2 separate regions of the Homo sapiens genome follow, and region 1 is linked to region 2. A link is an interaction called in ENCODE POLR2A ChIA-PET data of the cell type or tissue named here. Cell type or tissue: OCI-LY7. All regions are shown on one strand. Links, peaks and the distances in the headings refer to the core of each region. The heading gives the core; the rest is flanking DNA. Region 1 overlaps SMC3 (structural maintenance of chromosomes 3). Region 2 overlaps RBM20 (RNA binding motif protein 20).

Region 1 (5,383 bases), core at 208-5,207, 53 kb before region 2:
CTTTGTTTCTGTATATGTACGTTTTGTTGTGGTTGTTTTTGAACCATCCAAGAATAAGTAAAACATCATGTCATGTCATCTCTAAAATTTAAGCATGCATCTCCTAACAATAAGAACATTCTTTTGTATAGCCACAGTATCATTGTTACACCTAAGAAATTTAACATTAACCTAATATCCTCTAAAAAGTATCCATATTCAAGTTTTCTCAATTATCCTAAAATATTTTTCTATTTAGGATTAAATCAAGTATGCATATAGTGTCTTCTCTTTATTTTTTTTTTTTGAGATGGAGTTTCGAGCCCAGGCTGGAGTGCAGTGGCATGATCTCAGCTCACTACAACCTCCGCCTCGCAGGTTCAAGCGATTCTCCTGCCTCAGCCTCCCAAGTAGCTGGGATTACAGACATGCGCCACTATGCCCGGCTAATTTTGTATTTAGTAGAGACGGGGTTTCTCTATGTTGGTCAGGCTGGTCTCGAACTCCTGACCTCAGGTGATCTGCCTGCCTCAACCTCCCAAAGTGCTGGGATTACAGGCATGACCACCATGCCCGGTCTAGATTCTTTAAATATAAGACAGTTCCTCCTGCTCCCTTCTCCCCACCCAGAGAAATCCAGAAAAGTTCCATTTTCTGGATTTGTCTTATTGCTTCCTCATCATTGTTTAAATATTGTTGGCATGAATGCTACATGAATGATATGTACTTATGGTGTCATATAATGTGTCCCATTGTTAGTGATACTAGGTTTGATCACCTGCAGATCTCTCCGTTGTAAAGGTATCCCTTTGCCCCTTTGTAATTTAATAATATGTGAGATTATTCTTCAAGTCAGGTTCTCCCAACAACTTCAGTTGCTTTAGCACTTTGTTGACTCTTGCCTGAATCAGTTGTTACACTGGGGGGTTTCAAAATGGTGATTCATAAATTCTGTTATTGCTGCTGCATTTATTAGCTGTCACTCTTCTGTAGAAAAGAGTCTCCAATTTTCATTTTTTAAAAAAGTATCACTGTGATTCATGAATTTTTTTTTTTTAATTCAATATGTTATTACATTGGTATTGTTATTTTGATGCTCAAATTTTCCCAAATATGGCCAGTGGAAATTTCAAGCTAGGTCCTGTGTCCTACTAATATTTCCTCTTTAGTCTTCACTTCCTTCCCCTCTGGTAGATGTTCAGGTTCAACTGGAGGTTCTTTTTTTTTTTTTTTTTTTTTTAAAGACTGCAAATTTTGGCTGGGCACAGTGGCTTGACTCTGTAATCCTAGATACTTAAGAGGCTAAAGCATGAGGATCACTTGAGGGCAGGAGTTCGAGAACCGCCTGGGCACATAGCAAGACCTGGTCTCTACAAAAAAGGTGTGGTGGTGCACACCTGTAGTCCTAGCCACTCAGGAGGCTGAAGCAGGAGGATCACTTGAATCCAGGAGTTTGAGGTTGCAGTGAGCTATGACCGCACCACTGCACTCCAGCCTGAGCAACAAGAGCAAGACCCTGTCTCAAAAAAAAAAAAAAAAAAAATCTAGCATTGAAAAGCAAAATTTTTTCAGGGTGGTTTAAATTACTTTCAATTCTCATTATCTACTTAAAGCCTGTAGGTTAGTTTTTTTGTTATAAGTCAATTTATCATTGAATAAAAAAGTTGTACAGACCTATTACATATGTTTTGTTTATAGGTGACCAAGTCAGCCATCGGGGTGCTCTAACTGGGGGTTATTATGACACAAGGAAGTCTCGACTTGAATTGCAAAAAGATGTTAGAAAAGCAGAAGAAGAACTAGGTGAACTTGAAGCAAAGCTCAATGAAAACCTGCGCAGAAATATTGAAAATATCTTTTTGTTTTGTGCATAGTGATAGATATTGTGGGGGAAGAACTGTGTTTTGGTTGCCATATATAATCTTTTGTTTTTTCACATATTAAAAATTTCTTGTGTTTTAAGTTCAAGAGCTTATGTTTGTTTAGCTTTTGAAGACTAAAAGCTATTTTAATGATTCTTTGCTTAAGTGTTAAGTAGCTAATACCATGAAGTCACTTGGAAGAAAAGAACCCATAGAACACAAAAATAAAGGTTGTATCAGGCAAAGAAAGAGGAAACTGAGAAGGATCAGTTTGTGAATTGTACAAGTAAAACCTTGGTAGTTTTTTTTTTTTTCCCTTCTTCCCTGTTGAATTTATGTAAGCAAGAGATACTGTTTTAAGGAAGAGAGTGGGGGCGGCATCAGTAATGTTACATATTGCTTAGAAGTCAAATATATAAGGACTGGCATTTTATTGTACTTGTACAGTGGCACAGGCCTGTAGTCCCAGCTACTTGGGAGGCTGAGGCAGGAGGATCACTTGAGCCTGGGAGGTGGAGGTTGCGGTGAGCTGAGATCACACCACTGCACTCCAGCCTGGGTGACAAAGTGGGACCCTGTCTCAAAAAAAAAAAAAAAGGTGACAGGGGAGGGTGAAAAATGTTAGATTTTACTGTCTTGAAGTTATTTGGTGCAGATTTAATGTTAGTGGAGGAAATGGCTGTCAGATAACCAAGTCGGAGTAGCCATAGTTTTTTTTTTTACATAAAAATGGTGCTGCATGAGGAGTGGTTAGTTCAGTTCACAAATGAAACAATTGTATATGTGGATTTTCTTAAAACCACCATGGTGCTTTGGTATAAGAAGTACTTTATGTGTGCTTTCCATTTTGCCACACAAGTTGAAAAATATAGGTACTTGAGCATCAAGAATAGATATAAAGTTAATGATTTTTAACTGCTTCAGGTGAAACTGGAATTTTTTTAAAACTGCAGATTTATAACTTCTGTGCCATCAGTGCAAGCACAGAAAAAGAAAAATAAGCACCTGAGCTTTGACCTTGCAGGGGTCTGCATATCGCACTTTAAAGAACTGCCTGAATTTGGCAAGATGTTAACACAAAGAGCGTATGGGGAAATACTGAGGAAAAGGAGGATGTTGACAGTGTATACCAGCTGTCTTCCTGTGTTTGATAATCCAGCTAGATTGAATTATTCCACACATGGCAAGAACTCTTCATACATAAACCCTTAACATAGTGCCTTAAGCATAGTAACAGTAAACATTTGTTGAATGAAAAGATATTTAAAAGTATGTAATATTGTTAGATTTCACCTAACCTCCTTTATGGTTTTCCAAGAATTTGTTTTGTATAACTTTTAGTAAAACAGTATACATGTTATTCTGAGAGTGAAATGGGGTGAAATGTTTCAAGCTTCTTTATGATTGAATGCATTTTGGGTAATATAGTTCAGCATTGTTTTGGTCCATAAATTTGAGGACATAAATGTTATTTGGGGGTAAAGAAAAGGAAGGGATACATGGTGTTGTGTCTAAAAAGAATTAAGAACATACGATATATTTACAACCTGGAGATAATTTTCCTTAGCCTTGTATATGGATTAATAATGAAATTGATCAGTTGATGAACCAAATGCAACAGATCGAGACCCAGCAAAGGAAATTTAAAGCATCTAGAGATAGCATATTATCAGAAATGAAGATGCTAAAAGAGAAGAGGCAGCAGTCAGAGAAAACCTTCATGCCTAAGGTTCGTAAGTATATCTTTGGTTATAGATCGATTGTTACAGATTAATAATATGGAAATATGAATCATACATTATATGGGTTATCCTTGAATTTTATGTTTCATTTTTGTTTGGACCCATACTTTTTTTTTTTGAAGACAGAGTCTCTTTCTGTCTCACCCAGGCTGGAGTGCAGTGGTGCGTTCTCAGCTCACTGCAGCCTCCACCTCCTGGGTTCAAGCGATTTTCCTGTCTCAGCCTCCTGAGTAGCTGGGACTACAGACATACGCCACCACATCCGGCTAATTTTGTGTTTTTAGTAGACATGGGGTTTCACCATGTTGTCCAGGCTTGTCTCAAACTCCTGACCTCAGATGATCCACCTGCCTTGCCCTCCCGAAGTGCTGGGATTACAAGTGTGAGCCACTGTGCCCAGGCTAGACCCATACTTTTGGATATCTACATCTATTTTACCATTCTTAAACCCATGGATACCCAAAGTCTCCTATTGTTGGCACGTTCAAACTTTCCACCTTCATTGAACAAATAGGCATTTGAAGCTGTGACATAAGAGTACTGTCTGATGGTCAGTTTTTGTCAGTAACCATTTTTATCTGAAGCACAATGGAATTAGTTGAATATTTGATTCCGTTTTGTCCAGATTGTATTAAAATTAGAAAGCAAACTTATAAGTGATAGTGTGTTATTGGTCTCATAAACTTGACAGTTTTGACAAATCTTTTACTTAGTATAATACTAAAACTACAAAGAGCTTAAAAAAAAAAAAAAAGATGTGCCTACAGTTGTACCATCCCAACCATATTCTGACAACTTTTTATTTTTTGAGGGGGATGGAGTCTCGCCCTATCGCCCAGGCTGGAGTGCAATGGCGTGATCTCGGCTTACTGCAACCTCCACTTCCTGGGTTCAAGCAATTCTCCTGCCTCGGCCTCCAGAGTAGCTGGGATTGCAGGCGTGTGCCTCCACACCCAGCTAATTTTTGTATTTTCAGTATAGACGGGTTTCACCATGTTGGCCAGGCTCGTCTCGAACTCCTGACCTCGTGATCCACCCACCTTGGCCTCCCAAAGTGCTGGGGTTACAGGCGTGAGCCACTGCGCCCGGCAACTTTTTGTTCTTATAATATGCCTGAAGATTTTTGTATAGTTTAATCATGGAATATGATCTGCCCCACCCTGCCCCACCTATACTATTACATCATATTTTTCTTGTTGCTAGAGTCCTAATTACCAAATTAATAGGCACCTAATATTTGAGTTGATATGTCTATATATTTAGCTCAATCAAATATAGATTGTTTTAAAATTTTCACTATAAGTAATACAGTGGCTAATACCTTACTAATAAATGGATAATGTCATATAGCAACGTAGCTTACAGAGTTTGGAGGCAAGCTTGCATGCTATGGAGTCTACCAGAGAGTCATTGAAAGCAGAACTGGGAACTGATTTGCTTTCTCAACTGAGTTTGGAAGATCAGAAGAGAGTAGATGCACTGAATGATGAGATTCGTCAACTTCAGCAGGTAAGTAGACAGCTGACTGGAAAAAGAATTCGTTAGTAATTGGCTATTGTGAAAAGGGCCTTTCTTGCTAACTAGGGCAATATGAAAGAAAAGAACTGAGAAAATATTAAAATGAGGCTTGGACTTTTAATATACATAGGAGTAAATAAGATTTTGTTTTTCTAAACCAATCTAGCTAGGTTAGGATTATACAAGAAATTTTCATTTCCTTAAAATTTAGTTAATTAGCATTACTTATTAGTTGTAAGTATTGCTATGAGTTTGAGCTTGTTAGCCTTACCATATTTATCT
Region 2 (5,383 bases), core at 140-5,139:
AATGTAGAGGTGATTTTCCTAACTTATTTGATTTGCAGCAAAATATTCCTGGGTAATGCGTGGCATCAGGTTGCATATTTAATTTGAGTATAGATGACACTTTTTTCTGTATTATTTTTTAAGCAGTGAATAAAAATAATTATAAACAATAGAAAAAGTTTTGGTTTAGCATTTGATGGCTAGTGTTACCTGCGTGTAAATGCTTGTAGTTAATGAAAACATGAATCCAGCTTTGATCTCTTTGATCTATAGTCTTCCGTATAGCATTAGAACACTGGCTGTCTATATTTTCAGAGCAAAGTGCTCCCCTCACTCGGAATAGAAAATGTTGTAAGTAGCAACTCCGATTTACAGACTCTAATTTTACAGACATTCTGCAGAAGGATCTCCGTGTAACTGTTAGGGAGTCATTCGCAGGCAAGTTGTGTATGATGTTCACCCACTTTGATGGGTATGCTGACAATTACATCCAGAGTCAGAGAGAAGAAATAAGAATTTGCTAAAAAGGGACATTCCCTTTCATTCATACTTGGTCCTTTCTGGAAAGAGGATGGAATTTCTAACATCTGTGCCAGTTAACATCAGTTTGAGCCCAATTTTAGGGGAAATAGGAATACACTTGTAGAAGGAATTTTGAAAATTTTAAATACCATCTTAAACTGCACATAAGACAAGCATTCAGCAGGGAAAACATCTGAGAGGATTAAGCCTTTACCCCAACAGGGAAGAAAAGGGGGGGGTGCTATTTTCTTAGCAGCCTGAATGATTCTTTTGCTTATCTAGAAAGCTTTCCAAAGTTTTATCAGAAAAAGAAATTTTGCTTGAGGGTTTGTTGTGATAAGTATTTTTAGATAGTATGTATAATCATTTAGTTGTGAATTTTTCTCAAATTGCCAAAGAGATCAGTATTATGAAATGTAGTACATTATTCCCATTAGTCACAGTAAAGGACTATGCATATGGTGCACACAGAGCTGTTCTAATGCCAGTGCTGTAGGGGGGAAAAGAAGAAGAAGAAGAATTTGATCACCCTTTTTATTTTTCTATCCATGTATTCTTTTGCTACCTCCTTCGCAGTTTATCTAATTAATAATTTAAAAAGCCCAAATCTGTCCATTGGAATGTGAACTCTGATCTGTTAAGATCTCTTTGCCAGTCCTAATAGTCACCAGGGGGCAGAAAAAAACCAACCAGGATTGACTCACAGTGAAATGATTCCACATTATCCAGTTTCTTTCTTTCCTTCTGATTTATTTATTTATTTATATATTTATTTATTTATTTTTGTGGCTTTAAGTTCTTGACTCCAGTTTAAACTAATATTCTTCCCCGCCCACAACAGCCGGTCCTCAAGTGAACAAATTGATATAGCTCAATTCACAGGTTTGATAAACAAGAATACACAAAATGTTGGGAACTGGGGTTTAATCAAGGGATAGAAATTAAAATGGACTGAACTAAATATGGAAAGTAAGAATTGAGGAAGCTTGAGATACTGGAGTTAAAACCCAAAAGAGAAGTTCAGAAGTAGGACACCCCTCTCCCTTCATCTGTCCTGGTCTCCCTGCCAGACAAAAGCTTGAATGGTCTCCTACACCACAAAATCCTACTTAATCTGATTTTTATTTCCTGCCACAGTGATTATTTAATTGGGGATGGTCTAAATGATATTATTTGGTATATTTTAACAGGGAAAATTGCTGTGGATCTGCAGCTAGTGTGAGTGACTGGTAGCTGCGTTTAGAGTGTTGAAAAGTTTTGCATTAAGTAAAATGATCCATATTACAGAATCATGGCAAAGATGGTAATTAGTGGTTTGCAGAAAGGAGCACACGGCAGTTCCCTTTCTGTTTAAAGAACCTGGCTGGATCTTGAGAATATGCGTGTTATCCTGGATGCCTAATACTGCATGTTCCCACCAGTGAGTAGACTGGCAGATTCTGATCCTAATTAAGAAGACATGTTTTTGAATCAGGAATGTGAATTTGGTTTGCAACACCACCACGGGGGTATTGTTGGTGAGCTGATAGTTTGACTGGCTCCATGGGTGGTCACTGTTTAAATTCCACCCAACTAAAGAGCTGTACAAGATTTTAGTCTTCAAAGTTTACACACAGCAAGTGTGGGGAGAAGTTATCACTGCCAGCTGTTGGGGGAGGAAGTGAAAGTGAGAAGGACCCCTCCCCCCAAATAACTTGTGTGTGTTTTGGATATGTTGCATATATCCATTTAATATGATAAACTCTTTACCGCGGTGGAAGTTACAGTCAAGTTGATTGATCTTCCTCTTCCCCACAGCTCCTGATGGATTTTATAAGATAAGTAAGTCCCCTGATGGTTTCTAAGGCAACTTTTCCAACTTGCTGACAGCAGATCTGTAGGGGAGATGGCACATATTGGTGCTGATGTACTTTATGGGCAAAAAGGGAGCAGTTAAGCAACTTGCATGAGGATGTGTTCATAACTCACAGCTCAGTTGGACAAATCAATCTTTCCATGTGTTCAGAAACAAAAGGCAGGGGGGTCATGCATGTGTTTGGGAGTGGTTATCACCCCATGAAGATAGTTTCCACGCCAATTTTGCCTTCTTTAATGTGGTATTTGCTTTAAGGCTGTACCAGGGCCACTTGCTTCTGCCTTTTCTTTGCACCTGCTTTCTCTTGATCACACTAATGACCCATCAGTTCTCAGTTACCACTTCCCACTCTGACCCAAACCTGGAAACCTCCAATTGCTGCTGTCTGGACATCTTAAATACTTTTTGGTTTTGCAACTTGTCTGTGGACTCCTTCCCGAATATGTTTTTAAGTTTTGTTAGGCCTGCCCTTCAACCTGCCCTCCAGTGTCAGGAGTAGACTAGGTAATATATATTTTAAAGATGCATTGGTTTCACTAAATCTCCTCCTTTGGTTTATTTTGAATTAATTATTGAACAGAATGATTTAAGATCAGTCTGATATTTTCAGGTGTAAAATGAGCATCTTTGCTCTAAGTTAATTACTGGGCTTCTGTCGAGGAGTGCCACAGAGGAAAAAACTCTGGACTGGGAGTCAGTGACCTGGACAAGCCAATTAACCTTTCTAATCTAGCCTCTCCAGGGATTGGAAATGATCAATTGCAGTTTCTTCCAAGAATAAAATTAGGTGGCTCTTGTGCAAATCTTAGCAAAATTGTGGAGTGATACCCAATGTAGAATGCCTCCCTCCATCTACTTCCTCCATCACCTGATACGGAATATGTCCCACATCAATTAAATTTAGCCATGGACACAGGTACATATTTGTGACACTGATCACCCATGAATACAACAATAACCACAAAAAGAGAATGAAATACTTTCTCTAGCATTCACAAAGAATATTTGGATCAGTGACATAATTTTAAAAGTCAGAAAAATAAACACTAATGTCAGTGAACAGGAAAAGGTTTTATACTGTTCTTCAATCTCTAAAAATGTTTTTGGTATAAGAATAATTTTTTGGAATGTTAAAGTAAGTACTTTAACATTTACTTTAACAAACTGAAAGTAGCACTTTCAGCTTGGGAGACAGAGATAATAATTTTCATGTGTCTGAATTGGATTGTGTTAAACACAGGCCAACAGGAGTGTGTTTGGTGACATCGATGGTTTCAGAGTCAGAGAATGTAAACATAGGACCCACAAACGTTTTACAGGAGCACGGCTGTGGCTACTGCAGGGACTCCTGAACCGTGACGCACAGTCAGTTGGCCGCAGAGACCAGCCTGGAGCTCGCCCTAAAACCTCTTTGCAGCCTTGCAGATGTCATAGTTGTCCCAAAGCTGGGCCTCATGCTTCCGTGTAGCCTCACTGAATCAGGAGACCGAGTGTTTCCAGAGCCAGGATGTGGGCGCTGTGGGGCCAGTGCTGCATCCTCCTGCGCTGGCAATAGCAGAGTTGTGGAGAAACTTTATTTGGTATTTGAAATGATCAATATTTTAACCTTCTGCATAAAAAGAGAGAGAAGTCTGTGATTAAATCTTGATTTAAAGTCTTCAAATATGTACATACATGAGGATGAACATAAGCATATTTATTTCAACACTGTCTAGAAAAGTGAAAATTAGAAACCACTTAAATGTTTCTCAGTTGGAAACATAAACCATGTGTAGGTATAAGGTCATGTACTACTCAGCCATTAGAATGATGCTGCTATTTTGCATTGATTGATATGGAAGGAGAACCATATAATATTAACTAAAAAAATTACAAACAGCATGTATGCAAAGATCTCATGTTTGTTTTTGAAAAGATGTGTATGAGTGTGTGCTGGTGCCTGCCAGCCTTAAAAAACATCTGAAGAACAAATGTAAAGAACATTAACAGTAGTTCTAACTCTGGGTGGGGCAATTAGACTGGTTTGTCTTTTTTTCTTCCTTTTTAATATGGTCTATTTTTTTAAAATTCAGTGAGCATGTATTACTTTTACAATAAAAGAAAACAATAAAACTATTTTTTTCTTTATCTATTTCTTTTCCTAACCGTCTGTACCTGCGAGTATTTCATTTTTAAAAACAGCAACAGAAGGAGTAGACATTTCACATTGGTATTGCACTGTCTTGAAGACTGAGCTGCCCTTTAGCATCTTACATTTTAGTCCTGGAAGGTAGCTGAGAGCTGTTTTAGCCCAGCCTTCCTGTTTTTCTAGGTAAGACAAATGAGCATCAGAGAAGTCAAGTGAATTGTTGAAGGTCACACAGCGAGGGAGTCATCAGGCTGTGATGAGAATCCCTGTATTTCTGTCTTATATTTTCTGCTAAGCCACCATTTTGTCATCCTGGGAATGGAGGAGAGAGAAATGGAGGCATTCATAAATTAACCGTGTATGTACCAGCCTTAGTCTACTCACTTCCCCTAAGAGGGTTGAGAAAAGCATCCTTGGTTGTGTTATCTCCTCTCACCCCATCCTGCTCACCCACCCACACGGGACTTTTATGGGAGTGGCAGTAGACTGGGTCTCTCCTGGGCATCTCATGCTCTGTTCCTTCCTGCCAAACAGAAGCCAACCATCACATTTTCTTCTCTGCTCTTCTTTGTTCAAGGTTACTCTTTTTCCCCAGATCCTTAATAGAGGAAAAACCCAGTACCTACCTTCCTTTCATACCCAGAAACGTCCTCTTAACACCTTCAAGCTGTGGTTTAAAGATGAACCTTTTGAGATGTAAAAGCATAACTAATATTTAAAGGAAACAAAACACATTTTACTTCTTACTCCCAAGCCAGTTATAGGAATGCCCATTATTATTTCTGCCACCCCAATTCCCACTCTGCTTCAAATTTGTTTCAACCAAGGATATAATTTGGACTGTATTTTTAAAAAGTAAACCTTGCTTTGCGGGGACTATATTTGCATTCTTGCTTGCC

What was found. Peaks named below come from ENCODE experiments on the same cell type or tissue, not always from the same donor. Only the 100,000 strongest peaks of a DNase experiment are listed, where the experiment ranks them.
Region 1: POLR2A ChIA-PET joins it to region 2 with 5 read pairs; 4 of 35 experiments call an interaction of 5 or more read pairs at or near these places.

What each region holds. Positions count from the first base shown.
Region 1 is chr10:110,594,721-110,600,103 of GRCh38, forward strand. SMC3 (structural maintenance of chromosomes 3) reads left to right here. Exons shown (of 29, transcript NM_005445.4): 19 at 1,678-1,830; 20 at 3,419-3,570; 21 at 4,934-5,092. Among named protein-coding and RNA genes, the nearest start is that of SMC3, 30 kb to the left of the region's middle. In OCI-LY7, for the core only: no CTCF peak of the experiment used is centred there; no DNase peak of the experiment used is centred there.
Region 2 is chr10:110,647,983-110,653,365 of GRCh38, forward strand. The region is part of intron 1 of RBM20 (RNA binding motif protein 20); the gene reads left to right. Among named protein-coding and RNA genes, the nearest start is that of RBM20, 6.3 kb to the left of the region's middle. RefSeq lists enhancers at 3,251-3,752, 3,753-4,252. In OCI-LY7, for the core only: CTCF peaks have their summits at 1,139 (motif pointing right) and 1,353; DNase peaks (open chromatin) are centred at 2,149, 2,619 and 3,769; H3K4me3 peaks cover 2,824 bases; H3K27ac peaks cover 3,833 bases.